2 separate regions of the Mus musculus genome follow, and region 2 is linked to region 1. The links are chromatin loops, found by intact Hi-C in ENCODE. Cell type or tissue: heart. All regions are shown on one strand. Each heading gives the region's core, and the rest is flanking DNA. Links, peaks and the distances in the headings are about the cores only. Region 1 holds the start of Med30 (mediator complex subunit 30). Region 2 holds the start of Ext1 (exostosin glycosyltransferase 1).

Region 1 (15,494 bases), core at 1-8,000:
TCCCAAGCTTAACAACCACAACATGTATGCAGAGGACCTAGCATAGACCCGTGGTTCCTGCTTCAGACTCCGTGAGCCCCTGTGAGCCTGCTCAATGGAAGTTAGCTATTTCTAAAAGTTCCTCACTGGGTGCAGCTGCACCTGTGTGTGAGACTTTATCATTTGTTCCAGCATAAGAGTAAGAACTTTAAAGCACTCTGACTACTGTACTTCCTTGCAGTGGAATACTACAAAGGTAAAGAAAGAAAGGAAGAAAGAAAGAAAGAAAGAAAGAAAGAGAGAGAGAGAGAGAAAGAGAGAGAGAGAAAGAAAGAAAAGGTGTACGTTCTATACACATATGAATAAATTCCAAAGTCTATCCAATGAAAAAGACAAAGTACAAAGTAGTATGCATATCATACTGTTATCTGTGCAAAAATGAGGGATAAGACAAAATATACCCAGATTTGATTAAATACGCAAAGAGAATTTGGAAAAGAACTATAAACAGTGGTTAGAATCATTAACAAGCACTGCTTACAGACAGGGATTAGGTCCTAGCAGACAGGGAATAGAAAGGAAAACATTCTTTGCAGTTTTTTATTATTTCTAAATTACGAATATATTATGCAGTCAAAATATGAAATAAAAGATTAAAAGGATAACCAACAGAGTCAAAGCAATCCCATTTTCTACAGGGAATCTTAATCTGGTACTCAGGGGTATTTGGGGGACATATTTCTTAACACCTTGAATACTTTTCTTTCAAAATGTTTGCTAATTTCTTTCTCCTAAGGAAAGTCTACAGTTTTCCGACTCTTGAGCTAATACACAAAGAATGTTTTTTTCTCAAAGAAATGCTTAGAAGTAACTGTACCAGTGTGTAATTACGCATTTTCACGGACTAATGCAGACGATTTGAAATCTGGGTATTTTAAACAGCATGGGTAGTCCCGTCCCCCCTGCTGGGAGCTGGGTTAGATCCTCACTGGGCCAGAGGATGCCAGAAACTGTGGTATGATGTCCCTGTTCGTAGGGTTTGCCCCTAGGTATACAGGCAGAGTACAAGATTAATAGAAATGAAGCAACAACGATAACAGTGCGCTGTAATGAAAGCTCCGTACAAACAAAAGCTAAGTGCAAGCTGCATTCCTCTTCTGAAAATATCCACTTAAATATCCCTATGAACCATGAATAATAGAAATTGGATAAGCAGCCTATGGTTAATTGAACACTCATGTTGTTCACAGTTAAGAAAGTCTATTTGTATCATCGCTTTTGACTTTTTGGAACTTGAAAGCTGTTGTGGCTTTTTAGAGCCATTGTAAGATCCCCCAAGGAGTCAGAGATGAGTTTGGGCACTAACTGAAAGGCAGACAGGTAACTTGCAGCCCTTACAAACCAGTTAGAAAAACAGATCTACCTGGAGCTCGGTTATGGGCCGGGACTTTCAGAAAGTCTCTTTCTTGCAGGTGATGGACTTGAATCCTATCTGTTACTAAAAGAGATGGTTTAACAACAACTTAACGATGCAACAACAGGTTATTATAGTCATCTGTGACGGTGGGTGGTCCACTTATTCTCTCTTTGATCCTCAGTTTCCTTAACTGTAAAATAGGAATAAAAAAAATACCTCTTGAAATTGTTCTTACAATTATGTACCCGACCAAGAAGAGTAATTGGCGAGGGTTTAGTGTCTGTGACCATACCTGCTTCTACACACTCTAACCCAGCTGCTGGCACAGGGCAGGCTTAAATATAAGAAACACAGTGCCCGCTGAATTCGGAGACATCATACAATCCACACTCTAGACATTTCGTTATGAATCCATTCACTTGAAACTGCCAAAGAATTTCAAACTTCTCTTTTGAGTCCACTTATCATGGTACTATCTTTGTGTAACATTTCACACTGAGTTACTGATAGAGTGCTAAGAGAGTCCCACAAAACAGAAACACGTTTATAAAAATCGAAGAAGAAAATCTCAATTATCTTTTCTTAAGGCAAACAAAAGCCATAAAATACTCTTTAGGGCACTGTACTGGCTAGTTTTGTGTCAACTTGATACAGCTGGAGTTATCACAGAGAAAGGATCTTCGGTTGAGGAAATGCCTCCATGAGATCCAACTGTAAGGCATTTTCTCAATTAGTGATCAAGGGGGAAAGGCCCCTTGTGGGTGGGACCATCTCTGGGCTGGTAGTCTTGGTTCTATAAGAGAGCAGGCTGAGCAAGCCAGGTGAGGCAAGCCAGTAAGTAACATCCCTCCGTGGCCTCTACATCAGCTCCTGCTTCCTGACCTGCTTGAGTTCCAGTCCTGACTTCCTTTGGTGATGAACAGCAGCATGGAAGTGTAAGCTGAATAAACCCTTTCCTCCCCAACTTGCTTCTTGGTCATGATGTTTGTGCAGGAATAGAAACCCTGACTAAGACAGGCACCCATAGAAGTAAAAGATGTTAACAGGCTCCAGATATGGCATCAATTATACTATGCTGAGTAGCTTTGGGGCAGTCAGTTTACTTCGCTGACCCACAGGCTCCTCAGGAGTAGAACAAAGATGCTTTCTGCATCTTGTAATGTGAGGATAAGCAAGCTCTAAGAACGACTAACAAATGGTACTGTCACAATCTGGAGCCAAAAGATGAACTTAGACCCAAACGGATTGCCCATATCATCCCTTCAGAATCTAGCCAGGAGATAAACACAAGGAGAGATTCAAAGAGCAAAACTTCCACAGGAAACATCCATTGCTTTTTAAATTTTAAGTTTGATACCAAAAGCAAGAACTATGGATGAACAAATCAACAAGTAGGATGCCCTCAAAATGATAAACCCTCTGCTCCTCAAGAAGAAAAGAAATGAGTGGCCGACTTAAGTACCTGGGAAAGTAAAGAGAGACAACAGTAACAAATGACGATAAAGCAGAGGTAAACAAGGACCCTCAGAGATGGAGATTCAAATAGATCAGACACATTAAAAAAATTACACACACACACACACACACACATACATACATAATTCAGCTATTCCACTCTGAAATCAACTGAAACACATTCCCATACAAAAAAATCCATTAAAAAATTTTTGTCATTATTTACAAATTCGTTCATACAGATGAACGAATGCAAAGGCTGCCACGTAGTCACTCAACAAATTAGCAAGAGAAAAAAATAACATAAGTATATGCTGAAAGAACCTGGACCAATAGAGCTCACATGCTATGTGATTCTTATCACATACAACTGGAAAAACACTAACACTGGCTCCCTGGGGATGGAGGCAAACATGCCACGGGATGCAAGGAAACTTCTTGGATAACACTTGTTTTCACTCTTGCAACTATGATAAGGTCACAAGTATATTCCTAAACATATGCCATAACTTTACATTTGCACAGCTTACTGTAGTCTAGTTAAGTCTAGAAAGGGGTTACACTATTGTCTGAATTCTTCAGCTTCGGGGCATCTCCTTCAGGAGAAATTTTGCTCTAAAATTTTTAAAGTAATTTTAAAAAGCAAGTACAGCGTGATCCATTTGAACTTTGAAAAGCACGATGGGGTTGGGGGACAGATATGCTTGTGACACTTCTAGCGGTAATGAGCATAGCTAGTATAGGAGTCGCCTGGGGTGGGGGAGAGACGCATGCTGGGTAACAGTTCTGGGGAAAATAGGGGTGACCATGTCTGGAATCGCTCATGTCAGATGGCAGACTCATGCTGGGGACATTGGCATAACGGGGTGTCCACCCGTCGTAACCCTGAGCAAGAGATAGATGCACGGTGGGGACTTTGGGTATAAGGGGGTGTGTCCATGCCTGAGGGTTTTCCAGGGCGTGAGACAGACACATACTGGGAACCAAGGGTGTAAAGCAGGATGGCCAGCCTGAGGTCTTCCAGGTATGGGGTAAGGAGGAGGTGGGACCTCCACACCTGCGGCCTCTCAGGGCAAGGGGATACACGCTGAGGACCTGGGGTGTAGAGGCGACCCGGCCACCCTGAGGTCGCCCGCGGAGGCCCGCTTTCACCAGCTCTGTCACCCCAGGCGCCCACCTGCATGTTCCTGAGCAGCTGGAAGATCTCCATGGTGCGGTACACGATGTCCTGCACGGTCTCCTGCCCGATGCGGCACAGCGTGGCCGTGTTGACCTCGCGCGCGGCCTGCTGAGCCTGCGGGCCGCCGAAGGGCCCGGACGCCATGCCCGTGGGCGCCAGCGGAGGGGTGGACATGGCACCCCCGGCGGCTCGGGTCCGGCGCGAGCCCACTCGGCCGATTTCAAAAAAGCGGCGCCACTTCCGCCCGCCGCGATGCAAGCGCTGTACCGGAAGACTGGCGCCTCGCGGAGCCTGACGCGATTGGGCTCCGCAGTTGGGAACGGTAAGACAGACAGGAAATTACCCAATCAGAAGTAGAGTTCTGCCCAGGGGGCGGTACCAGTGATAGATGGGGTGGGCTTTCCCAGAGTTCTGTCTGTGCCCTAAGTTGTGTGTCTGGCTGGTTCTCTGCTTCTGTTGGGTTCTTGCAGAGCATTCTTTCTCATAACAAACCTATGAGACATGTCTAATTACAGATAGGATGCAGGTTCAGAGGGCTTGAACTAGTTGTTGCACTGGCAATCTTCTGTTCAAAGTCAGAAAACATGATTTCTGTTCTTGTACGCTTCTGGGTAACAAGAAACCCACCACCAGGATTGCTTTTGTTCCCTGTTTGAGTATTTTCCAAGTTCCTCTAAGTAATACACCTGTAGACATGCACTACTTTCTGATTGTGAAACTCCAGTAATAATCCCTCCCCAATGTACATCTGAAATTGCAGCCCCAGATACTTCTCTGCATTTCCCATACATGTCTACAAAATATTAATATGTAAATTAGACACAGTAAGACATTAATGGTAATGTAAATATAGCAATATATTACAGTTACTCCTAACTTGACTGTGCTAACTATTCCTAACTATGCTGTGCCCAGGATAGAAATAGCATAGTAAAAAGTTCAGTAGAAGCTGCCCTCATAGAGAATAAACATTAATTACTGTGATGACTGTGTTAGGATGAGAGCCCAAGGTCCTGACGTCAGGGTGCTCTTTAGTGGACCTTGTACAAGATGAAGGGAGTAAATCTGGGTCTTAAAAATAGATGAAAATGGAGCACTAATTACACCCAAATTGTAGCTTTGGAGACCCAGAAGCCATCACCAACACTTGAGGGAATGCTTTTATTATGGTGAGTATTGGGAAATATGATAGAAGACAGGTAAACAATGGAGGATCTAAAACCATGTAAGGACACTCTGACTGAGCGACAAAGCACATCATAGAAGTGTTTCAAGGAGACAGATCTAAACGTGAAATCTTCAGGACAGATTTAACTGGCTGTTCAGTGGAGAGAGGCTGGTGAATGGTGAGTGCTGCTTCCCTCCTCTTGAAGTTATTGATGCAGATGATCTGAATTAGTGAAGGACTCAGTGGGCGACTTGTTAGCGAAAATCTACAGAACCTGATGTTGTTATAGATGGGTGCATCTGGAGAAGAAGGAATAAAGAGAGCACCTACTTGTGACCTGAATAAATGGTGGAGCTTCTGCCATATCCAAAGAGAGGGAAGAAAAATCAAATTTCAAAGAAGCAGTTCATTCTGTTGTTTTCCTAATGCCTTGATAAAGCATTACCCCAAACTAACATTTTTAGAGCTCAGACACCCAAACCAACTTCAAGGTGGTGGCATGGCTGTGTTCTTTTCTAAACTACCAGGGACTTTCCAATATCTTGTCTTTTCCAGTTTCTAAGGGCTACATGCATTCTGGGTCTTACAGTTCCTTATTAGCTCAAAATGGATTTCTACCATATTTGAGGTCACCATACATTGCTACAAAAAGAGGAATTAGTCTTTGACCAACATTTATGAGAATGGAAAAAAATAGATCAAAACCATTTCCCCCTCAAGGTTCTCTTACAGTGAGTGCTACCTCTGCTTTTTTTCTGCTTCTCCCTTCTCCAGTCAAGGATCTTATGTTTGTGTTAAAATGACCCAAATAATTCAGGCTACCTTCTGATTTTAAGGTTAGATGTCCTGCAACTTCAGTTCTATTTACTACTTTAATCTCCAGCCTCCTTGTCATGTAATACATATTCACAGCTTCAGAGGATTGGGAGGTAAAAATTTTGGGGAAAGTGGCTGTGGTGGTTTGAATATGCTAGGCCCATAGGAAGAGGCACTATTAGGTGTGGCTTTGTTGGAGTAGGCGTGGCCTTGCTAGAGAAAATGAGGCACTATGAGCTTTGAAGTCCTATGCTCAAGCTCCATCTTTCATGGAAGAAAGCCTCCTCCTGGCTTCTTGTAGAAGACAGTCTTCTTCTGGCTGTCTTTGGATCAACTTTGTCTTTGGATCCTTCTCCAACTCTATGTCTGCCTATATGCTGCCTTGCTTCCTACTATTGTTACTACCTGCCGCCATTCCAAACTAGTGGTTTCAGAGGGATAAAAGCAGATAGGGGTGGTGGCTGGAGCACCAAGCTGAGAGTTCCCATCTTAAACCACAAACAAGGCACACACACACACACACACACACACACACACACACACAGAGAGAGAGAGAGAGAGAGAGAATAGCAACTAGAAATGGCATGAGTCAAATTCTCAAAGCCCACCTTTAATGAGACACTTTCAACAATAAGACCTCACTGCCTAAGTGTCCCCTAAACAAGTATCACCACTGTCCAAATTCCAAAATATGGGGATCCTCTTATTCAAAGCACCCAACAATGTATCAGCATTCAGTGGTTTCAAGCTGCAGAGATGTTTCCGTGAGTTCAAAGCTCAACACAGGTTCTGCCATCCCAATAATGCTCTGCATGCAATGTCATGCTTCCCCTAAGTCCTGGAGAATGTTTCTGTTCACATCACTAGAAACCCAGTGCCTTGTGTTAATAGGATGACCAATATCCACATTTTCTCACTGGTTATAAGACAGGCTGACAGAATATGTAAATGTTGCTTCCTCACCTGCCTCCAAAAGAAGGGCAACCTTCCAGAGTGGAGGTCCTGTGGCCTCCAAAGACAACTCTGTGAATCAAGAGTGCGGTTTTGCACCCAGAGACTGCCCCACCCGGGGATCCATCCCATATACAACCACCAAACCCAGACACTATTGCAGATGCTAGCAAGATTTAGCTCACACGACCCTGATATAGCTATCTCTTGAGAGGCTATGCCAGTGCCTGGCAAATACAGAAGTGGATGCTCACAGTCATCTATTGGATAGAACACAGGGCCCCTAATGAAGGAGCTAGAGAAAGTAACCAAGGAGCTAAAAGAGGTCTGCAACTCTATAGGAGGATGGCCTAGTCAGCCATCATTGGGAGGAGAAGCCCTTGGTCTTGCGAAGATCATATGCCCCAGTACAAGAGAATGCCAGGGCCAGGAAGTGGGAGTGGGTGGGTTGGGGAGCAGGGCAGGGGGAGGGTATAAGGGGCTTTGGGGATAGCATTTGAAATGTAAATGAAGAAAATATCTAATAAAAAAATAAAAGAGTGTGGTTTTGCATGGTAAAGAGCTGGGTGGTCACTCGGAGCTGGAGTAGAAAGACCTGGCAGAGAGACACAGAGGGAGCCCGGAACAGAGCAGAGATGTAGGCAGAGAAAGTCACGTGGAGAGCTCAAAGGACTGAGCAGTCCGGTTAAGTTAGATGGGCTAGCTGAGAGACTACCCCAGCAATCAGGCTAACAGCTCTAAACTATATAGATGGCGCCGTGTCTTTATTATTACTAAACCTCAACCAGGACCCCAAAGCCCCACAGTTGGCATTTTGTCTAGGCTCCGCCCCAGAGTTACCTGGCAATAGCCAGGTGTGCCTGACTTATTGTGAAATGGGCTTCTTGTCCCCTCCTCTCTTTCTTGTTCTTCTTACCCTCTTCCCTCTCTCTGCCTTCTCTCCCTTCCCCCTCCTCTTATCTCTCTCCACGTGCTCATGGCCAGCCTCTTTTCTCTCTCTCTCTCTCTCTCTCTCTCTCTCTCTCTCTCTCTCTCTCTCCTCTCCAACTCTCCTCTTCATGCCCTGAATAAGCTGTATTTTATACTCTACCATCCTGTGCCTGGTATAATATAGAAGGGATGCCTCAGCATGGGCCCACAGAGGCACCCGGTGTCCCCACACTGTACCGCACCTCTACAAAACACATCCCTAGTTTCTTTTTCTTTTATAAAACAACACCCACAATAATTGCGGGCAACACTATTCTCTGAGCAGGCCTCTATGAAACACAGAGAATGAGATAAGCACACGCATGCATACATTGAGTTCTTTGGGTTTCCTGATTGTGGGTGAATGCTGTTTGGTTTGCTGTTGGGACAAGGGACTGGGGTGCATGTTTTACATATCAAAGCAGACCTGGCCTCCAGGTTCTCCCAGAACCCCTCAGTCCTTACCTGGCATATCCTGGCCCAACCCTGAACTTTCAGCCCAGGGTCTGTGCTACCATTTCCGAAGAGGCTCTTCCCTCCATAATCCAGACGTTTTGCTCTCCCTCTCCCTGTCCCTCTCCCTGTCCCTCTCTCTGTCCCTCTTCCTCCTTCCTCTTCTTCCTCCTCCTCTTTTTCTCTTCTCTTTTCACATGCACCCCTTCTCTCTTTCTCCCCAACCCCTTCCCCTTTCCCCAGGGCACCTTCCCTGGCCTTGGTCTGAGAGGAGCGTCCCAATAAACCTGTTTTTAATCTAATCTAATCTAATCTAATCTGGCTTGAATTGGCTCATTTCATCGGAGGCAGAAATCTAACCTATTCGATGTGACCTGTTGTTCCAAGCTCATTATGCTGCCTGACTTCTCTGCCATGATGAGCTATACCCTTAGACTGAGAGCCACAATACATGACCTTTCTCTTAAGCTGTTTCTATCCGGGTGTTTTATCACAAGAAAAGGAAAATAAACCAAGCCAATAAAATATCACCTTCATGTCCAAAAGGTAGGTTTTCAGCAGGGAATTCTTGCCCAAAGTTCCAAAGATAGTGAGGAAATAGAACAGAGTATCTAGCATCCATCTGCAAAGAGAGAATACATGAGTTTTATTAGGCTATCTGGGGTAAAGGTCATATGTCTCAGGGTTCCTTGCATCTTGTCCAGGTTATCTCATTAAGGTCCTCCTAGTGAGTTATGAGTGACATATACCTGTTGGTACTTTACCTAAATGTAGAAGAAAAAAGAAAAACAACCTGTTTCTTTCTTCCTATTAAATGTAAGAGAAAAATCATGAATGTATCTCAAGTCAATCCTGGTTTAGTGATTTTGTGCTACTTGCATCCAAGTCTAATGCTTACTGCTGAAGCCAGCAGTTTGGTCACATTTGTCCTAAATACCACATGTTTGTGTCAGAAACTAACACAACCTCCCCAACACAGTGAAGTGACTCATCCCCTCTACCCAGTTTACCCAAAAGGCAAATTGTTTTTTCTTTTGGCCTTGTCCACTCTGCATAGCAGTGACGGTGGCTCTTACATAATTTCAGGCTAAGTCAGCAGTGTGCATGTTGTCATGGGAAATGCTAGCCTTTGCATTTTCTAACAACCTAGGAAATATGTGAACAATTCGGAGATGGTTTTGTGGAGACAGGTCACCATGATAGGTGATGTAGAAGGCCACAGGGCACCATTTATTTAAACTCAAGGCTGGAAAAAGCTGAGGAGGAGGATGACCCCATAGGAATACCAGCAGTCTCAATTAACCTGGACTCCTGAGATCTCTCAGACACTGAGTCACCAACAAGGCAGCATACACTAGCTTCTGACACATATACAACAGAGGACTGCGGCATCTAACCCTTGAGAGACTTTAGACATCAGGGAGTGGGGAGGCCTGGCAGGGATGGGGGGTGGGGATGGGGTGGGAACATCCTCTTGGAGACAGGGAGAAGGGGGCATGGGTTAAGGAACTGTGAGAGGGTAAACTGGGAGGGGGATAACAACTGGACTGTAAAAAAATAAAAGTATTTTAAAAAAAATAAAAGGAAAAGAAAAAGAAAGTGCATCGAGTAGAAAGTACCAGACTTTAGGGATAGAATAAGAAGTTATAAAATGGAGAAAGAGCTAAAAAACACTATGGATGGAAGCCACCCCACAGGTGACCATGGTAGGTTCTAGACTTGGTTTGCCATTGTATTACTTACTTTTCTATTCCCATGCTAAGATGCCATGACCAAGGCAACTCCTAAAGGAAAGCATTTGGTTTTGGGCTCTCTGTTTTATAGGGCACTGGAATCTATAACCATCAAGGCAGGAAACACGCCAGTGAGTAGGCAAACATGACACTGAAGCAGTAACTGACAACTTACATCTGATCCACAACCATGAGGCTGCCAGAAAGGAGGGAAGGAGGGAGGGAGGGAGGGAGGGAGGGAGGGAGAGAGAGAGAGAGAGAGAGAGAGAGAGAGAGAGAGAGAGAGAGACAGAGAGACAGAGAGACAGAGAGACAGAGAGACAGAGAGAACTAACCAGGAATGGCAAGGGCTTTCAAAACCTTAAAGCTCACCTCCAGTGACACACATCCTCTAATAAGGCCACACTTCCTAATCCTTCCCAAAGAATTCCTTCCAAATATATGGGCCTGTAAATCTATTATCATTCAAATCACTATAGTCATTAAATGGTTTGTTGTCCTGGACTGACTAATAACCCAAGAAGTCTTTCATATTAAGCTCTTGCTTTCTTGGTTAGATGGCATAAGTGTCTCCCCCCTCCCCCATCTGTATTCACTAGGACACATCATTTAAAGGCCCTGGCAAAGGAAAGAAATGAGAACAAGCCATTACTGTTGTGACCTTGGTCCTCTAGTAGTTGTGAACAAAATACTCCAGTTTCTGTAAAATTTATTCATGACTAAGAGCCTATCTTCTTTTTTCCCCCCAATTCAGCCACTCATAGACTATCCCTTCTGGACACAGAATTATTGAATTTTAACAAACACTTATTGGGCAGCTATAATTGGTCAAACTAACAAGCACTTAGGTTGATTTAGACTATTGCCTAGACCCAATTAGCATTCCAATTTAACAAACTGTGCTAACTGGTCCCTGAAGGTTCATTAGTGAAGGTTTCCTTTGCTTCCCAAATGCTCACTTAGAATACCATACTTAAGACATGCAAGATTTAAATCACAACTTCACGTTCTCGAACAGTTCCTCTTGAAAGTTTAGTGCCTTTATAAGCTTTCCTCGACTGTTTTGGATAATTTAGATGCCTAACATCTTTTCATTAATGTCATGGTTTTTGCCAACTGAAGTCCAGTATTTACAAACACTTAGCTGGGATCAAAAGATATTTGGAAACACCATTAACGAGGGCATCTGATTTAATTAAATAAACATGGTTTGGATGAAAGGAGACTTGCTGCATGGGAATTAGCCTATTGCTTGCGGTTGCTTCATTCTGTAACCACACATTCCGGTATGTGATGGGGAGGAGCTCTTTGTTACGCTAGAAGTCAGTTCCTCATCCTTTTTGCAAAAGGTTTAGAGACATCAAAAGAGCTAGTAAAAAAACACATTAAGTTCTTGTGATTGCTAATATTTTAAGAGGAGTGTTTATGAGACAGTGTAGAACAAATAATCAGTGCGTCATAGTTTCTGCTGTATTCTTTCATAACTCCTGCCCACCTCGAAGATCCCTGTTCTCATGATTTTTCATAGAGTCCTTTATGAAATTTATTCACCATTATTGTTAATGGCTTACAGAGTCAAGACTTACAATCTTGTAGAGGAAAGAAACTGCATTTGCTCACAAGTACCGTTGTTGCCTACGTTTCCCTTGTTCCAAACCAGACAAACTCTACGGCTTCAGAACGCAAGAGTTGAGATTTGATATAAGCCTTGTGGGCTCTTTAAAAGCAGAGACAATGATTGCAGAGGATATTGCTTTACTGATTTTATTTACATGGGATAGCGATGTTAGGTAAAATTTGTCTGTGTTGTAATGTATTTTTGGATTCTGGAGGATTAAAAGTGAAGGGTTGATAAGACAGGGTTTTCTCTCAAGAGGACCTCAAAGAAAGAATGAGATTTGGTTATATATTTTTTCTCCTGATTTTTGACAAAATCTTGCAGGGTACTGCTGTGTGTGATTCTGCACCAGTGTTCCCTTTGCTAAGGTGAGGGGTATATGTTCTCACCTTTGGCTTAAACAAACTTCTGAAGGAGGAGTTGCTGATAATGATGAAGAGGCTATATCTTGTATGTTGGCAGTGGATGCAGCTATCAAATCAAGTGGGAGGGTTCACAGGTATTTAAGATGGTGGTATGTATGTGCCACATGCCAAGTTGTTAGGAATGAGCTGTCCAGACCAACAGCTCCTGTTCCTCACTTGTCCCCCCATGTCACTGAGGTGATTTTTTTTTTTTTGGTTTTTCAAGACAGGATTTCTCTGTATAGCCCTGGCTGTCCTGGAACTCACTTTGTAGACCAGGCTGGCCTCAAACTCAGAAATCCGCCTGCCTCTGTCTCCTGAGTGCTGGAATTAAAGGTGTGCGCCACCACACTCGGCATTGAGGTGATTTTTATGATGAAGCTAAGGATCCCAAAAGTAGGCTACAGGGGCAGCCCCCTTTCTTGTTATTCCTCACCCATCCGGAGCCTTGGAGGAGGAAACCAGGGTTTCTGTGATCATTGTCCTAATAACCAAGAATGGAGGGTATATAAATGCTGAACTCTGAAGTAAACACCGGGGAACTGTAAAGGTCCATTTTCAACCACAGTTCTAATGTGCTTTAACAATTAAAGCTCAAAGCAGGCGTCTAGGACACAGGCTGTGCCATGACCACTGACAATAAGAATCACTGATTACTTTTGTATGGAAGAACTTATAAATGGCAAGGAGGCTTTGCGTATGCACTCAGAGTTATACCTACAATGTCATTACTTCTAATTTTCCAAATTCAAAATTATTTTCTTTCTCTGTATCTACTTTTGAGAAGTACTTTACCTTATTTATTGATCATTTTACCTTTACCACATTCCATATATAGACTATGGAACTCTTTTCTCATAGCTGCCATATATTCTCATTTAAAAACAATTACTGCTTACTATTTTGATAGTTTACATCTACTAAAAAAAAGCTGATATGTACTAAAACTACAAATATAAAGTATATAGTTTAAGAAGTTTTAGCTTTCTGTTAAGACAGAGTTTTGATATATAGCCTAAGTTGGGCTTATTTCAGCCTTCTTATTGATAGAAATGAAGACATGTGCCAAACACTGTGCCAATCTTTGACACATTTTTAATACCTAAACCTACAAGCACAATCAAGATGCCACACATGTCTACCATTTCCAAAAGTTTCTATGTGCATTTGTGCTTCATACCAGGTAACCATTGATCTATCCTGTCATTGTAGCTACATTTACAATCCCTAGGTTTCTACAAAAAAATGAGAACATATAGTGGGCTATCCTTTTTGGCCTGTATTCTTTTATCTGATATTAAAGTGATCTGTGTTGAATGTGTACTAGAGATGAACATGTCTTGGCTATTGGTTATAGTTGTGTTATATAGTTTGTACTCTTTTGTTTATATAGTCACTACTGATTGACATTTGGGTGTGAATGGTCACAGAAAAGATGCTTTGAATGATTTTGCAGGGTCTTTATGTGGATGTATGAAATTTTAGGCTGTTTCACCCCTTTTGCTCCCAATGGCAGTTTATTAGGTCACATTAACCTCAACACGGGCCATTGTTTAGTTGGTTAATTTTTATTATTCTAAAATGTGTTTAAAGGTAACATTTTTCCATTTTTCTTTTGATGATAAAGTTGAACTTACCATATATCTCTATAGTAAAGTATGTTATTTTAAAATTATATTTCATATCTTAGGATATTAATCTCAAAAATTCTAAACACTTGTAGTCACACATAGTTTAAGGTAATGGATTTGCAGACAAAAGTCTGCTCTTTTCTCACAATTTTATTTTCCTTTTAGTTATGTGCACATGTGTGTGTTGGGGGCAGGGTATAGAGGGAGGGCATGTGCACATGACAAGTTCAGGTGTTTACAGAGTCTGGAGATGCCAGCTCTCCCTGGAGCTTGGGTTATAGAGTGTTGTGTATAACTTGGATGTTAGGGTCCCAACTCAGGTCCTCTGCAAAAGTATCTCTTGCTCTTACCACTGAGCCACCTTTTTAGTCCCCATGAATGTGTTCCTTTTGTTACCAAAGCATTGCCTTTTGCTTGCTTCATCAACCTATCTCTCAGGCTCTAACTGTAGAATAGCATCTTTCTATATTATTAGATATGTCATATATTTCGATGACATAGGGAACTAGGAACCTCCTGAAGTGATACTCATTCATGTAATATATTTTGATGTCATGAACATTGGAGACTTACTCATTAGATAGTTCTCTTTTTATCAAAATGTAAATTCTAGGTATTTGCCCATACAAACTTGAATAGATGCTTTCTGAAATGAATTGAGTCCTTGGAAAGTGTTAGTGAGTCCAAGTGACTCACTGAATGAACCATGCCTGTTCCGAGTTTTACAGAGCTTACATCTATTAGCTCCTTCACATGTATCTTAACATGGGCACTGTAATGATTCAGAACTCATTAGGAGCTTGTGTTCTGTCTCTGATGATCAATGGATTGCCTTCATTTACAAGATTTTTATTTTTGGCTGTTTCACATAAGAAAAGATGAAGACTAATAGATAAACACATCAAAACTAGGAAGTTTTGTGCAGTCTTAAAATAATTACTATTTTGTACAGTTCAGTTTTTAATCAATGTTGAAAATATTATGAATTTTCTTATATTATTAACATAAGACTTACTAACATAATTCTGTTTGTAATTTTCTTAATTACAATAATTTCTTAGAATTACCCATAGTATTATTAGCATAATACTATATTTCTGTTTGTGTCTGTAAAATTGATTAGTCCCAAATGGCTTGTTCTTCCTTCTTTCATTCTTCCTTTCTTTGATCCGTTTCAATGTTCATTTACTAAACATTTATTTAGAATCTAAAATGTGGCACACAATGTTCTAGGCCCTGGGTCTACAGCAGTGAAGAAAATGAAAATCATTGTGACCCATGTGAATTGAAACAGTAGACAATAAATGATTAGCTACATACAATAATAACCAAAAGAGTAAAATATATATTGTTCCAGTGGTGATGAGGAATACGGAAAAATATACTACATTAAAAAAAAAAAACCTTGACCCTGTCATTTTAAGTAAGGTAGTTAAAGAAGAGTTTATACATAGCATAATAGCATATAAGCTTTGGGGAAAGGAGCTAAAAGATATGAGATCAGATTCTGGGGTCTAGGATAAAAATGCATCCCAGCGTACTGTAAAGGCACTGGCAACTTCCCATCTGTCTTATATAACCAGTGGATTGAAGAAGCTGTGTGATCTTGAGTAGAGAGTTTCAGCAGGAATATAAGTGGGAGTAGTGCAGAGCAGGGAAGGGAGCTGGAGGACAAGGAGAGAGAAAGAACCCTAAACCACAGAAAGCATTTATTCTGGGC
Region 2 (14,880 bases), core at 6,881-14,880, 630 kb before region 1:
TGCACAATGTGTAGACAGGAAGAGACTTTGGAGCAATCAATTCTAAATTGATGTCATTACTGAACCTGTCAAGGCTCAGTGTTCTATGTAGAAGAGGAAGCAGAAAGATTTTGAGAGCCAAAGGTGGTCGATGTCTCAAGGAAACAGAACTGATGCATATATGAATTTACAAGCACTGTGGCTGCACACACTAGCCCTGCACAGGATCAAACCAGACTAAATCCAGGCACTTAGCAAGGGAAGTGAAAACAAATCCCCACCCCCTAACGAAGACGCTATTTGCAGTCTGTATTTTCTGGGAAAGAGCTATTAGTTTTCTCCAATGGAGAGTCATATTAATCACACTCCAGGGCAGGACCCATGCCCAGGGGTAGCTCACCAACAAAACAAACCCCATGTGTTTTGTGTGTTTGTGTTGTGTGCATGTGTGTGTGTGCGCCTTTTGACCTTTGTCTTGTTTTAGTAATTTTTCTTTTTGTCTTACCAATTTTCTTCTTATAGTTTGCCTGGTTTCCTGTGTTTCCTGAGGTGGTTTTGTGTTGTTATTGTTTTGTGTTTGTTTCACAAGAGAGAGAGAGAGACAGAGAGACAGAGAGATAGAGACAGAGACAGAGACAGAGAGAGAACATGAATGAAGATGGGCAGATCAGGAGGTGGGGAGAATCTGGGAGGAGTTTTGAGAGGGAAAAGAATATGATCAAAATATAGAGCATGAACATATATTGCTTAAATATTTTTTGATAATTGTGTGCTTGAATAGAGGTGTGCACAGTTAACAATCAGATGAGACTACGCCCCCACAAGGGTCTCTTAAGGTTACATCTACTCATGAGCATGAAGAGGCGGCTGTGGCCCAAAGGTCATTTAGTCATAGTGGCTTCTTTAACAACCAACCAGTCCCATATTTTTGGTCAGATATGCAGGAGAGTGACCCTTTACCTCCTATCGACAAATGTGTCTCATTCTAAACAGCAGGTTTGTTTGTGCCTTCCTAGAAACCCCGAAGGAGTAGCATTCATTCTCTTAGTCCAAACAGCAGGTAATTTAAGACAATTGGCAGTTCCTGCTGCACTGAATCCCAAGACCAGTCAAAGCAAGGAGGGTGACAGGTTAGACTAGAGCTCAGATGGAGCAGCTCTAGTCATTGGGGGAAATGGTGAGCACTCCTGTAGTGGGGGTTAGAGGGGGGGGGGGCGGACTCCAGAGAGTATCTACCTCATGTTTCTAACAGGCCTCAAGTGAGGGTTCCCATTAGCAACAAGTCACCATAGGCCAAAAAGAACAAGAAAGAAATCAGAGTTATCCCATCTGCAACAGGACTGAAAGCTGCATTTTTTTTCCCCCTCAACATGAGGAATTACTGGACCAGCAGCTCTGGTAAGCAACTGCAGACTTAAGTCTTCAGTAGGAGGGAACAAATAGGAATTATGCCCCTGTGAGCAATTCCCTGCTCAAGGCTTTTATTTAAAGCCAGAATGCGTATTTTTAGTGTACTTTAGTGAGCTTCAAATAATCAGATTTTTGTTGACATAAGGCCTGTGCTGAAATTTACATACAAATATACCAAAATATATTTATTAGTTATCTTTATACAATTTTCCTTAGTGTCTGTGTTGCCCACACGTCTACCATGTGATCTGTGTCAAGAACATGAAAAAAAAAAGTTATTTGAAGAGACAAGAGTAGATGTAGAAGCATTTGCTGAAGGTTGACATACTGGGTGGTTACAAAGATATGTGAATTTCTAATTTGAAAAATGGTTCTGTTTGATTAGATGTCAACTTTTCAGAATGATGGCTCACCAAGGCTTGAAGAACAGTCTCTACCCATGCATATTTGAGTGTATTTTTTACCTATTCATAAAGATGCCAGGCATTGTGAAAATGGCCGACGATTTGCTCTTAAGAAATCTAGGGTTTAGAGAAACGTAGGCCATTCAACCTAGGAAACAGTTTTAGAGCACCCAAGGATATTTAGTTCACTGGTTCTGTGTATGCGATTAAGGAGTCACCAACTACACATGACTTGAATGTCCATGAATTGTATTTAGCTCACAGAGTAGATGTGGATGTGGCTTAAACGTACGTGATGACTGGGGAAGTACTTTATGACTTTCCAGCGTCTCATAGTTATCATTTATAGCACCAATCATTTATTGAACCATAGTAATATAGAAGCACAAGAGGGTAAGAAAAAAAATGCTCTAAGTTCTATTGACAGCTTAGAAGACAATACTGGGTATAAGAAATTTAAAAAATAGAAATTTAAAAAATCCTGGCAGTTGTAAGAGAATTGCACCATTGCAAAGAGGACGGGAATTGTGAGCAGTCCTGATTTCATCACGTTCTACAGCTGACATTTCAATTTCTCATTTTTCTCTCAGTTACTCCATCTATAAACAGATCTATAAATATGAATAGGGCCCCACAAAAATGTAGTTTCTTCCGCTTGTAAACTCTAACACGTCAGTTTTATTGTGATTATGTCTTTTCCTGTCTTGTTTTTCTAACCTGAGTTCTAGGAGACAGTATGGTACAAACACTTTTGAAAAGAAACCCAAGCCTTTGGGGAAACCAACAGCTGCCTAGACAGACATGCAGGGTAGAACGCAGATCTCTTCCACCAGGGGTCAGTAGAACGTCTATGAGGCTCTTAAAAGTACAGACAAACTCAGAGAAGGGCAACTTCTTGTCACCATTTGTCCTTCAGAAACACCCACAAGAGGCTGTTCTATCACTAGGAATGGCAGCCAGTTCCAAGTTGTCAAACACACAAAGGACACAGCGAAATATGACTTAGTCCGACTTGTCAGTTTATGGAAAACCAGAGTTAGTAGGAGAGAGACTTGACTGTTTCAACTGCAGTTGGGAAAAACACTCTTCAGTTAGCAGGACTCATTAACGGTCACTAGGTGACTGGCCAGTGACAATTCTGTTTGTCATAATTTCCTTATCTTGAAAATAGGGCTTGAAGTTTGCATCCTCTTCCTGCCATTGTCCTGGTGTAAAGGGTAAAAAAATTTAAAACTTTGTATTCCTTGTACAAACTAGTGAGGCAGAGGGTGTAGCTAGGTTAATAGAGTGTTTGCTTAGCATGGTAGAATGCTCAAGTTAGGACCACAGTACCATGTAAATTGGGTCTAGGGATGGATACCCTAATCCCAGGACTGAGGACGTGGAGGCAGAGGAATCTAATGTTCAAAGTCATATTTGGCTACCTAGCAAGTTTGGAGGCCAGCCTATTTTCAACCCCATCAAAACAAACACACGAGAAACCTGACTTTCAGATCGATTAAATAGATCAGCAGATCTCAACCTGTGGGTCTTGACTCCTTGGGGTGGGTGGGGTTGTCAAATGATCTTTTCACAGGGTTGTCCAAGACCATCTGAATATCAGATATTTACATTATGATTCATAGCAGTAGCAAGATGACAATTGTGAAGTAGTAATGAAAATGATTTTATGGTTGGGGGAGTCACTACAACATGTGGAATTCCGGCCCCTCAGGACTAGGAAAGTTGAGAACCATTGAACTAGAAGGAGCTAATGGAAATCAGATCACATCACTCCCATGCTGAAAACTTTTCTAAAGGTCTTCCCACCCAGGAAATAAAATACCAAGGTGTGCAGGATCGCTCTAACTTCTCTGCATAGACTGCCAGTCCTGAATTCCTTATTCTCCAGCTCCAGCTCAGTTTCTGTGGATATTAAAATCCAGTGGCTCTCAGCATACTTCTCCAGTCTGGTGTCCTTAACAGCCCCTGCCCTAATAGGGAAGTTGTTGGAAAAGTAAATTCTAGGGTCACATTCCAGAACAAATAAAGCAGAAACTCTGGAGCTGGGATTTTGTCACATTTTTAAGCAGCCTGCATCTCATGATAAGCAGGTCTTGTGGGCATCCCACAATGCACTGTCCCCTTACAACAAGTGAAACAGAAGTTCAAGAGCCCCTGACCCAAGCCTGAGTTTTTCCTTCGTAAAACAGAGCATCACCGCCGGGCGGTGGTGGCACACGCCTTTAATCCCAGCACTTGGGAGGCAGAGGCATTTCTGAGTTCAAGGCCAGCCTGGTCTACAATGTGAGTTCCAGGACAGCCAGGGCTACACAGAGAAACCCTGTCTCAAAAAACCAAAAAAAAAAACAAACCAAAAAAAAACCCCAAACAAACAAACAAACAAACAAACAAAAAACCAAAAACAACAACAACAACAAAAAACAGGGCATCACTTCTTCTCCAACCTTTGCGGTCCTGTCGTGGCACTGGGGAAAACTTCCTGCTCATGTACTGTGTACAAGAAGCCATAGAGAGATCATGCCAGGCTTTGGCATGACTGGGACAGAAGAACTACTGGCAGTTTCCGCATCCAGTCTGGATTCTGTCTCCTCATTTGTTCCAGCCCAGAAGAATAATACTCAATTGCTAGGAACCTTAAGAAGATCGGGAGATGGTATCTGTGAAATGCTAACCTGGAGTTTAACACATACACTGCTCAATGCTTTGCTCTGACCTCGATCTGTGGAAGCCAGATGAGGCCCTTCACTTCTACTGTCTTCCTTTCTTTGAGGGTGGGGTTCCTCTCCCATCCCCCCACATGATCTACACAGGATATCCTTGACTATTTATGCTGGGGAAAAAAATCAGCATGTTCCATCCTGCATCTTTCAGTAGCCCTGCGCGCTAGGCCTTCAGAACCAACCTCCTTCAGATTCCTTCACAAGATCCTGACATGCAAAGGGAAAATCCTGCAACTCAGACTTCTGATCCCTGGCAGGAAGGGCCTTCATCCTCCAAGATGACCCAGGATGGTCACTACTTGCTTGTTTTTTCCTTTCTTCTAACATCACTTAGGGTACCACAGGCAGCTCTTAGCCATTCTAGGCAGCTCTTAGCCATTACTGCTGCAGATGCTGTCAGATATCCTCCACACATATCACCATGTGCCCCTGTCAAATAAACATTTTGTGTAACCTTATTAAAATTGATCATGAACGTTGTAGATCATTTAATCATTTATAAATGATTGCACTTCAGTTGGTGTTCATATTTTGGAGCCAACTTTCATTTTCTATAACAAATATACTTACAGATCTGAGAGAACCTTTTGTGTGTATGGTTTTGTATACATTAAAAGGAAGGTTTCCTTTGCCTGCCATTCATGGGGTGGGGGTAATCCAACAAAGTCCTCGTCCTCCTTTTTTAAAATTGCTAATATTATCAAGAGCCATTCCAGAGTCTATATGCTATCTGGAATACATGGGTATCGGGGTGGATGATGCTCCATGTATTTAATGCTAGAAACATGATGTACTTGTGCTTGCGCCCATAGTTACCCAAGACTTTGATGACCAGATCTTACACTGGCCATGTATACTGTAGATTTCAAAAGTCTTTCTTATAAATATGTCTTATTTGTTAATTAATTCTTGTTTGATGCCTACAGTAGAGTAGCCCAATGAACTACACATGATTATTACATCTGTTCTCAGGTTTGCCAGTGGGAAACTGAAATGCAAGAGGTCAGCTGATCTACTCAGGGTCAGACAGTCTGAACTTGGGAGTCAAGATGAGAATACATGTTCTCAGGGATCCTTTGTGCCATATGCTACTGAGGACCTTAGTTGGTCCTGCAAAGGAACTCTCCAAAAGGATCTTAATCAAAGCTTGGGTGATTAAGGTACCTTCATTGTCTACAAATGCCAACCTTGAATATTCTTTTATTTTACACACAGACAATGGGATTAAATTAAATAATCAGGTCAAGAGATATTTGTTGACTAACACACACTATGATAGTGGTAGTTATTGGTGACATAGTAGTAATCAAACCAAAGAAAAATCAAATTAAGTTCCTTTCCTATGGCTCATTATCTAGAAGTAACAATTAATTAACAAGTCAATATAGAGTCTGTCAGGCCATTAAGGAAAAAGCAAAAGCACAACGAAGAGATGGGAAAATAGAGGAGGTCTTGTTACTTTATTTAGTGTTGTCTATAGTGAGGTGGCATCGTAGATGAGACTAGATGTGAAGCACTGTTTCATGTTTCAAGTTAAATATACCATCACTTCATATTGACCTTTATTGAATATGTGGGAAAATAAAATCTACTGTCTTGGGTGTGCTAGGTGGTACGAGCCCATAATTCAAACATCTCAGGAGATCAAGGTAGGGGAAGTTTGAATTCAAGGTCTACCTGGGAAACTTATACTTTACCTCAAATTTTAAAAAGTAAGAGGACACTTGCCTAGCATATTTAATGCCTTAGGTTCCGCATCACCCTCAATAGTGAAAAGAACTATTATTTAAGCAACTTCTAAATAGAGGCAGTGCCCCCACCTCCAATGGCTCAACTTAATGAAATGAATATATTTTTATGATGGTATGGAAGCAATGCATATTTCACATAAATCAAACTTTGAATTTTGTTCTGAATTTGAATAAGACATGGTGTGATCTTACCTTACGATGTTAAATAAAGCAAGAATGGCTAGTAGCTGCTCATGGCTTCAGGGTCACAGAAGAAAGGAATAGATACTCTAAAGTGTTCTGTGGCTAAGCGACATTGTTCAGTAGGTAAAAGAGTGTTAAGATGAGTGTTTTGGTCCCCGATCCTATCACAAATAGAGGATGATCTATATATAACCCAGTCGATGCTATTTTTTTTCTCATTTTCTCTTGTCTTTATTTAAAGACAGGGTTTCCTGTAGTACAGGCTGGCCATAAACTCATTATATACCAAAGGATGGCCTTGTACTACTGACCACCCTGCCTGCATTTCTACAGAGCTGGAATTACAAATGCATACTGCTATTTTGGACAATACAGTGTTGTTAACTATAGTCACTGTGCCGAGAGCCCAACACTTATTTAGCGTATTGCTGCAAGTTCATGTATTCAATCAATATCTCTCCATTTTCACCTTAGTCCTGTCAAACTCTTTTCTACTCCCTTCATTTTTGAGTTCAAATACATTTTAATGTTTTCTTTATTTTTTGAGAATGTAATTAAATCATTTCCCCTTCCTTTTGCTCCCTCCCATATACCTGCTTGCTCTCCTTTGATTTCATGGCTTCTTTTTCATTAATTGTTGTTATGCATGTAATATATATGTGTAATATATGTGTGTATACATATACATATGTTTAAATTGAGGTTGTAACTTATTTTGTTTTGAGGATACAAATAATTGAACATTTTGCATTCTGGGCCAATGCTCTACCACTCACCTGTAGCCTGAGCTCAAGGTTTTTTGATCCAATATATAGGCCAGATCATGAAGTATTTGTATTTCATTTTCTGGCTTACTTCATTTTGTATATTGGTTATCAAATTTATATACATTGTTGCAAATTGAAATTTCCCTTCCTCTTATGGCTAAGTAATGTTCTATTTCATATGCACATTTTTGATCCATTCATCAATGAACAGAAGCCTACATTGTCTTTATGTTTTGACTATTGTGGAAAATGCCACAATGAAAATAGCAACACCAACACCTCTATGATCTAGTAATCTCAGTGCGTTTGGCTTTAATACCAAGTCAAGGACTGGTATTTTTGGATTATGTGACATCGTTTCTTTTACTTTTAATGGTTTGAGGAAGCCTTTATACTGTTTACTAAAGTACACCAGTGAAAAGTGAGTTCCCTTTTCTTTATGCCCCTTTCAAAACTTGCTACTTCGTGTGTTCTTGACATAGCCATTCTAGTAGGTATTGAGTGGGCATCTTCTTGGGGCTTTACTTTGCATTTCTGTGATGATTAGTAATGCTGAAACTTTTAAATATACCCATGGGGCACGTGTATGCCTTCTTTGTGAAAATGTCTATTTAAATCCTTCGCCCATTTTTTATTTTTGCTATTGAGTTTAATAAAGCCCTTGTATATTTTAGATATTAACCTCCTTTTGATATATAGTCTGAAGCTCTGTTCTCCTTCCCTATGCTGCCTTTTCATCCTGTTGATTCTCATCTTTGCTGTGCTGGATGTTTTCTTAGATGAGTCAATTACTTTTGCTTTTGTTGTCTGTCCTTAAGAGACCTTCCCTTGGAACCTTAAGTCAAATTTTAATCACTCATTCATTAATTCATTCAATTCAGTATTTGAATTCTACCTAAATCCAGGAACCACCCCAGGCCCTAAGGATTAAAACAGAAGAGTAAGGTTGGGGACCTAGCTCAGTGGTTAAGAGCAGACAATGTTCTGGGAGAGGAGTAGACATTCAATACTTAGCATGTAAATTGTGTGGCTCACAGCCACTTAACACTGTAGCTCTAAGAGGATCAGATGCCTCTAGCCTTCACAGTTACCTGCATTCACACACACACACACACACACACACACTTAAAAATAAATCTTAAAATACTAAGACTATTCATTCTGATTAAACAGGAAAAAGAAAAGAAAAGGAACGAAACTAAGGCTGGAGAAATGTCCAGCAGCTAAGAGCACTTGTTGCTTTTGAAGAAGTCCAGAGTTCAATTTCCAACCCCAGCAGGATGGTCCCCACCCATTCACAACTCCAGTTCCAGATCTGACATCCTGCTCTGACTTCCATGAGTATCAGGCTTATAGGTGGTGCACGTACATATATCCAGGCAAAACATCGCTACACATTAAATAAATATTAAATAAAGATATAATAGGTGAGTAGATCTAGTGAAAAAATAGGGTAGGAGTGTTAATGGATTACATTACAAACTGAGACTGGCTGATTAAAAAAACAAAAACAAAAAACATTACTCTAAAACATCACTTCATCAATGAGAAGCTGAGAGTAAGCCGAGATCATTATTCCTAAGGTTCAATTGCAGAAACACGGGCTGAACGTGTTTCCCCTCACTTTCAGTACCATTTTTCTCCTACAACATCAACCACTAATGAACTGAATGCAAAGATGTGCTGTGAGCTGAGGGAACCACAGTTAGACAAGAAAAGCAAGAGACTTTGCCAATGCAGGATAAGAAGAGTCCTATCTTCTACAGGGTGCAGGTTGTTTGACAGCCAGATCTCAACACAAAGAGCTCTGTCTTGAAGACTGTTCATTGCAATCCCCCTGAGACCTGGGGTCACTTGTGGCTCTAATCTCTACCTTTACCTGAACCGTTTTCATCCTGCTCGGAAAATGACTGAACCCTTACTCTTGTTTCAGGCCTCTCTAAATCCTGTGGTGGGGACAAAGTAAATCATGAAAACCTACTTCATCTTTGGCAGGTTCAAAATGGGCAGAGGTTTCAGAATGTACCAAAATATCCCACCCAATATCTCTTCCCTTCTTTATTCAAACAAATCTGAAACAACAAAGGTTGAAAACTTTCCACTCTGCCTTATTATAACCATACCATGGGTACACAACCGGCTGGGGTTTTCAGTAGCCCGAGGGAGGTAGGGATGTGTCTGCTCCCAGCTCACTCACTCCCACAATAAACAATCACTAAACAGCTTGCTGCCCTAGGCAACTGCTTGTCCAGCTTGGCCAGGCTCTGAGGCTAGGGTGGGTAAGTGTTCTAAGCCAGAATTCAGGCTGTGAGGCCAGGTAATGCTTGGGAGTCTAGCACAGCTTGGAGGTCCTGGAGGTTCCTTTCAGAATCATCCAATTAAGTTCACTCAGAATGACAGGGGCTTGGGGCAGGGGAGTCGACAGAAGGAAGGTCAATTGAAGGAACCGTGGCACATTTATTGTAAATACATTTTTTTTTTTTTTTTTTTTTTTGCTTCAAAGGTTCCCTTCTACAGCTAGGGCCAGGTGACATCTTAAAAATACCACCTCAGGAAGAATAACAACACCGATGGGGGCAAAATGAAATGGCTTTCTTTTCAGCCATTAGATCCCTCCCGGCCCAATATCAGTGAATAGAACAGGTGGGAGGGATTCGGGAATGGAAGAGAGGGCACGCAGATCAGATGGCTTTAGGAGGTGTCTTCTCACACTCAGCCACAGATCCATCGGACTGTGACAATTCCTCCTTATTGTTGAGGATTAGGGTGTCTCGGCGAGGAAGACAGAAAAATAGGTGGATTACATAGGGGAATTAGAAAGACCACTTAAACGTTAAAAACAAGACCCACCAAAAAATTGGTCCTCAGCGGGTCCAAGTGTGGGGGGAGAGACATCCCGACCTGCGCTCGCTTTCCATGAAGTCCCCACCCCCCTTCCCCTCGCTTCTCCATTTTCAAGGCATCCTTCTCCAGGAACCGGTCCTCTCAGCCTCCCGGCGGGGAGGCGTTCCCGGCTCGTGGAGACCCGGGGCATCCCGAGCAGCGGGCTGCTGGCCACGTCCCCACACTTCCTCCCGCGCCTCTGGGGCCCGTCTGGTCCGGGTTGCATTCCCGGCCCGGCGTGCAGAAGGCCGGCGGTGGGCGACGCCCGGCCGGCTAGCGCTCCGCCCGCCGCCCGTGCGCTCCTGGGTCCCCGCGCCCGCGCCGCGCCGCGCCGCGCCGGCGCCTCTGCCGGCCGCCGGGGGTTATGAATGGGCGCAGCGGAAGCCCCGCCCCACCCGGACGTGACGCCCGGCCAATGGCAGCGCGGGCTGCGTGGATGGATGAGGTCAGCGCTGTCGTGTCGGGAATGGAATGTGTAAGTGTAACATTCAGAACCGGGTAACATTCGGCGACCGAACGCGGCGGTCGGCAGTGATAGCGCGGGGCCTGCGAAGCACCGCTCGGGGCCGGCACTGCCCGCGGGGAGGACGCGCCGCCGCCGCCGCCCCGCGCCGCCTCGTGCCGCCGGCCGGGCCGCCGCGCGCCCGGGGAGCCGGCCCCGTGAGCGCAGGAGTAAACACCGGCGGAGTGTGGGAGCCGCTGCAGAAGGGAATAAAGAGACATGCAGGGATTTGTGAGGTTACGGCGCCCCAGCTGCAAGATGCACTAGCCGGCTGAAGCCGGGGCGGATTGACTTGTTGGAACCGTAGTGCTCTGCACCGGAGTGTGGATGAGTTGAAGTTGCTTTCCCCGGGCTCGTTCTCCACGCCGCCGAGAGGAATCCGAGCGGAGAGGCAGTCACTTCGTCTTGCCATTGATTGGGTATCGGGAGCTTTTTCTTCCCTGCTCTCTTTCTTTTCCTCCGTCTTGTTGCATGCAAGAAAATTACAGTCCGCTGTTCGCCCGCCCTGGGTGCGAGATCTTCTGCCCGGCTCTCTCCCGTGCATTGTGCAGCCCAAAGATGAAAGACCGAAGGGGAGAAAGTTAAAGAAATCGCCCACATGCGCTGGATCAGTCCACGGCTTGGGGAAAGGCATCCAGAGAAGGTGGGAGCGGAGAGTTTGAAGTCTTTACAGGCGGGAAGATGGCGGACTGGAGCTGAAAGTGTTGATTGGGAAACTTGGGTGATTCTTGTGTTTATTTACAATCCTCTTGACCCAGGCAGGACACATGCAGGCCAAAAAACGCTATTTCATCCTGCTCTCAGCTGGCTCTTGTCTCGCCCTTTTGTTTTATTTTGGAGGCGTGCAGTTTAGGGCATCGAGGAGCCACAGCCGGAGAGAAGAGCACAGTGGTCGGAATGGCTTGCACCAGCCCAGTCCGGATCATTTCTGGCCCCGCTTCCCGGACGCTCTGCGCCCTTTCTTTCCTTGGGATCAATTGGAAAACGAGGATTCCAGCGTGCACATTTCCCCCCGGCAGAAGCGAGACGCCAACTCGAGCATCTACAAAGGCAAGAAGTGCCGCATGGAGTCCTGCTTCGATTTCACCCTTTGCAAGAAAAACGGCTTCAAAGTCTACGTGTACCCGCAGCAGAAAGGGGAGAAAATCGCCGAAAGTTACCAAAACATTCTAGCGGCCATCGAGGGCTCCAGGTTCTACACCTCGGACCCCAGCCAGGCGTGCCTCTTTGTCTTGAGTCTGGATACTTTAGACAGAGACCAGTTATCACCTCAGTATGTGCACAATTTGAGATCCAAAGTGCAGAGTCTCCACTTGTGGAACAATGGTAGGAATCATTTAATTTTTAATTTATATTCTGGCACTTGGCCTGACTACACTGAGGACGTGGGGTTTGACATCGGCCAGGCGATGCTGGCCAAAGCCAGCATCAGTACTGAAAACTTCCGACCAAACTTTGATGTTTCTATTCCCCTCTTTTCTAAGGATCATCCCAGGACAGGAGGGGAGAGGGGGTTTTTGAAATTTAACACCATCCCTCCTCTCAGGAAGTACATGCTGGTATTCAAGGGGAAGCGGTACCTGACAGGGATAGGGTCAGACACCAGGAATGCCTTATATCACGTCCATAACGGGGAGGACGTCTTGCTCCTCACCACCTGCAAGCATGGCAAAGACTGGCAAAAGCACAAGGATTCTCGCTGTGACAGAGACAACACCGAGTATGAGAAGTGAGTAAGGGCTGCCTCCCTTCGAGGCTCGGCCCTGGGCCCTGGATACCTGAGTCCAGGTGGGAGGGTGGGGGATGCGGGGTGGAGACAGAAGCCCTCAGTTCTGTTGCTTCCTTGGGATCCAGCGGCTGGGTTCAAGTGTGTGGGGTGAGCTTGGGCTTCTCAGGCAAACTCGACAAGAGTACTCTCTCCAGTCAAGTTGGTGAAGAAGGGAATCTTCCTGATACTTTGAAAACCATTCAGGACCCATGTGTCTTTGGCGCATTATGGGGGCTCGGATCCAAGTTTTGGAAAGGGTACTAAAGGGTATTTGTGACGACTCAGAGAGACACATGTTCTACGCAAGTCCACAGACTCTGACCCCTGGGCTTTGTCTGTTTCTCTCAAGAACATGGGTACCTGTTCTCTGTGCAGTTGGCTAGGCTTAAATTTGCACCTTCCCCCCTAAGCTTTAGATTCTTGATTCCTAGAATATTTTCATTTTTACCTTCCCAACTTGTGACTGCCTCTTACTTCCTCTACAGCACTGATGTTTATGAAGGGTAGAGTGTAAGCTGGTTAGGGTCATTCATTCATTCATTCATTCCTATAAGCCCTCTCTTTCTTGGGGAAACTTTAAAATCTGGGCCTCAGGCCCACTGCAGTGAACTACCCTTACTAATTTAGATTTCCCTTTCTTCTTTGTCTTTATCTATTTGCATATAAATGTGGACTGTTACTCTTTGAATGGGCTTGAGATGCCTCCTTAGCCTCTGTGGAGGGGAGAGTTTTGTTTAGTTGCTAAGTAACTGAGTTGGTTACTTTGTAGCCCCTTTCAGTCTTCCTTTTCCTCGTCTTTCACAGTCGCTGACACACAGGATTTCAGGTCAAAGTTAGAATCCACAAATCTGCTTGAAACCGAGGCTGGCCTGTGGGTCCATCGGTCAGCTTCCTGATAGCTGAGGTCAGTGCCCCAGACTCACTTGTGTCCGGCTGGGAAAGAGTGAGCGCCTATGGTGCATTTCCACTTTACGCCAGTTAAAAACCAGAGCAGCCTTGTGCTAGCTACCCAGGGAAGGAAGGAGAAACCTCTCAGCTGAGTACAAGAGGAACTGGCAGAGGTTGGCAGATTGTGCAATTGATTCATGAAATGCAGAATAGGGGAAAAGGCTTCCAGATGGGGTTGGATCAGGAAGGGGTGGGGGTGGGGGTAACCGGGCCCTGAAATGAAAGGTGTGATTATTTATTGTCCATGGATTCCCTCAGACTCTCTGGTCTTGGTGGGAGTGATTGGATGGGATAGTAAAGTCCTCCCCGACTTGATCATAGAAGGGAGAGGAAATATCAAGCCTGGGGCTTCTGCTTCTGAGCCCCTTGGACGTTTTCCGTTTCAATCCTGGGAAAAGCCTGAGGCCAGGATCAATTGTGAATCCATCGTTCCTTTCCTCTTACACACGGAAGTTCTGCGTGAATGTTGAGTGTTGTTGTGACAGAGTAAAAATACTCTTTAACTGTGGTCAGAAAGAAACTGCTTTGTTGAAAGGACAATATACTTTGATAGATTCTGGGGGTGCTTGTGCCTTCTAGGAATTTCTTTGGCTGGCGTGAAGAGGCTGATCTTTTGATGGCTTCTAAAGCAATCTCTCCAAGCTTTATAGAAAGATCATGACGTTCTTCATTCGGAAAGAGCGGATGTTCCTTGTGTGTTCGACCCCCCCACCCCCACCCCAGATGCCAATTCTTTACATTTTCTATGGAAAACTTTTGTTTTCTAGAGAGCGGAGATGGAGAAAGGTGTGGTTGATTGGCTTCGGAGCAACTTTGTTTTGCTAATTGAATGTAATTAATTTTTCACCTTTCGGTCCTTGGGCCAAGAAATCTGACACCCTCCACCTCTTCTTGATTTAAGTTTAAAGACCACCTGGGACGGGGCCTCAGGATCGTCTCTGTTTGGGACTGTGGCATCCAGAAAGAAAACAAGTTTACTATTCTCCTGAGCAGGGTTTTTCAGGGCTTTCTGTTTCCTTTTACAATCCCGCTAGCTCTGATTTTGTTTACTAGGATGTGTTAGTAGTGCAGACTGGAACTCCTAGAGATTTAACTCCTTACCCATCTTGGATTGTCAGAATTGTTTACTCACAAATATTGCTGGGTGTTTGTTTGCTTTTGACTTTGGAATACACAGGGTGGAAATAAGAATGCAGGAATCTGGAAGCCGTGACTATACACCAGGCTACACCGATGCTGCACTCGGAAGTAAAGGGCAATGCAGAATTCCTCAGCCACACTGAGGCTAACCACACCAGACCCTTGGAGATGAGATGCTGAAGTCAGATCTGTGGAAGTGGTCCTTCCTGGAGTCATCTCTGAGTTGATTTTTACCCAGGGTTTAAGCAGTTTCCGAGGTGTTCTAGGCATTCATTTGGTAATGGCTTGTAAAGACGAGATCAATTTTCATCTACTTCTCTTCTGCATTAGCAAGTACCTATGAAAAGGTTTCAACTTAATTTGCCTCGGCAAGCAACCTGGTATGGGTTTGCTGGGGACACCGGATCTGATAATTAGATTGG

Evidence for each region. A loop is a pair of places that touch in the nucleus more often than their neighbours do. Peaks named below come from ENCODE experiments on the same cell type or tissue, not always from the same donor. Only the 100,000 strongest peaks of a DNase experiment are listed, where the experiment ranks them.
Region 2: it touches region 1 in a loop (4-fold over the local background); 11 of 42 quality-filtered maps call a loop at or near these places.

The regions. Positions count from the first base shown.
Region 1 is chr15:52,701,221-52,716,714 of GRCm38, reverse strand. Med30 (mediator complex subunit 30) reads right to left here and starts at 4,270. Exons shown (of 4, transcript NM_027212.2): 1 at 4,029-4,270. The coding sequence starts at 4,205. In heart, for the core only: no CTCF peak of the experiment used is centred there; a DNase peak (open chromatin) is centred at 4,334; H3K4me3 peaks cover 1,546 bases; H3K27ac peaks cover 1,339 bases.
Region 2 is chr15:53,341,853-53,356,732 of GRCm38, reverse strand. Ext1 (exostosin glycosyltransferase 1) reads left to right here and starts at 10,550. Exons shown (of 11, transcript NM_010162.2): 1 at 10,550-12,331. The coding sequence starts at 11,370. In heart, for the core only: CTCF peaks have their summits at 10,310, 10,514 and 13,346; DNase peaks (open chromatin) are centred at 9,462, 10,522, 12,312 and 13,342; H3K4me3 peaks cover 5,519 bases; H3K27ac peaks cover 4,454 bases.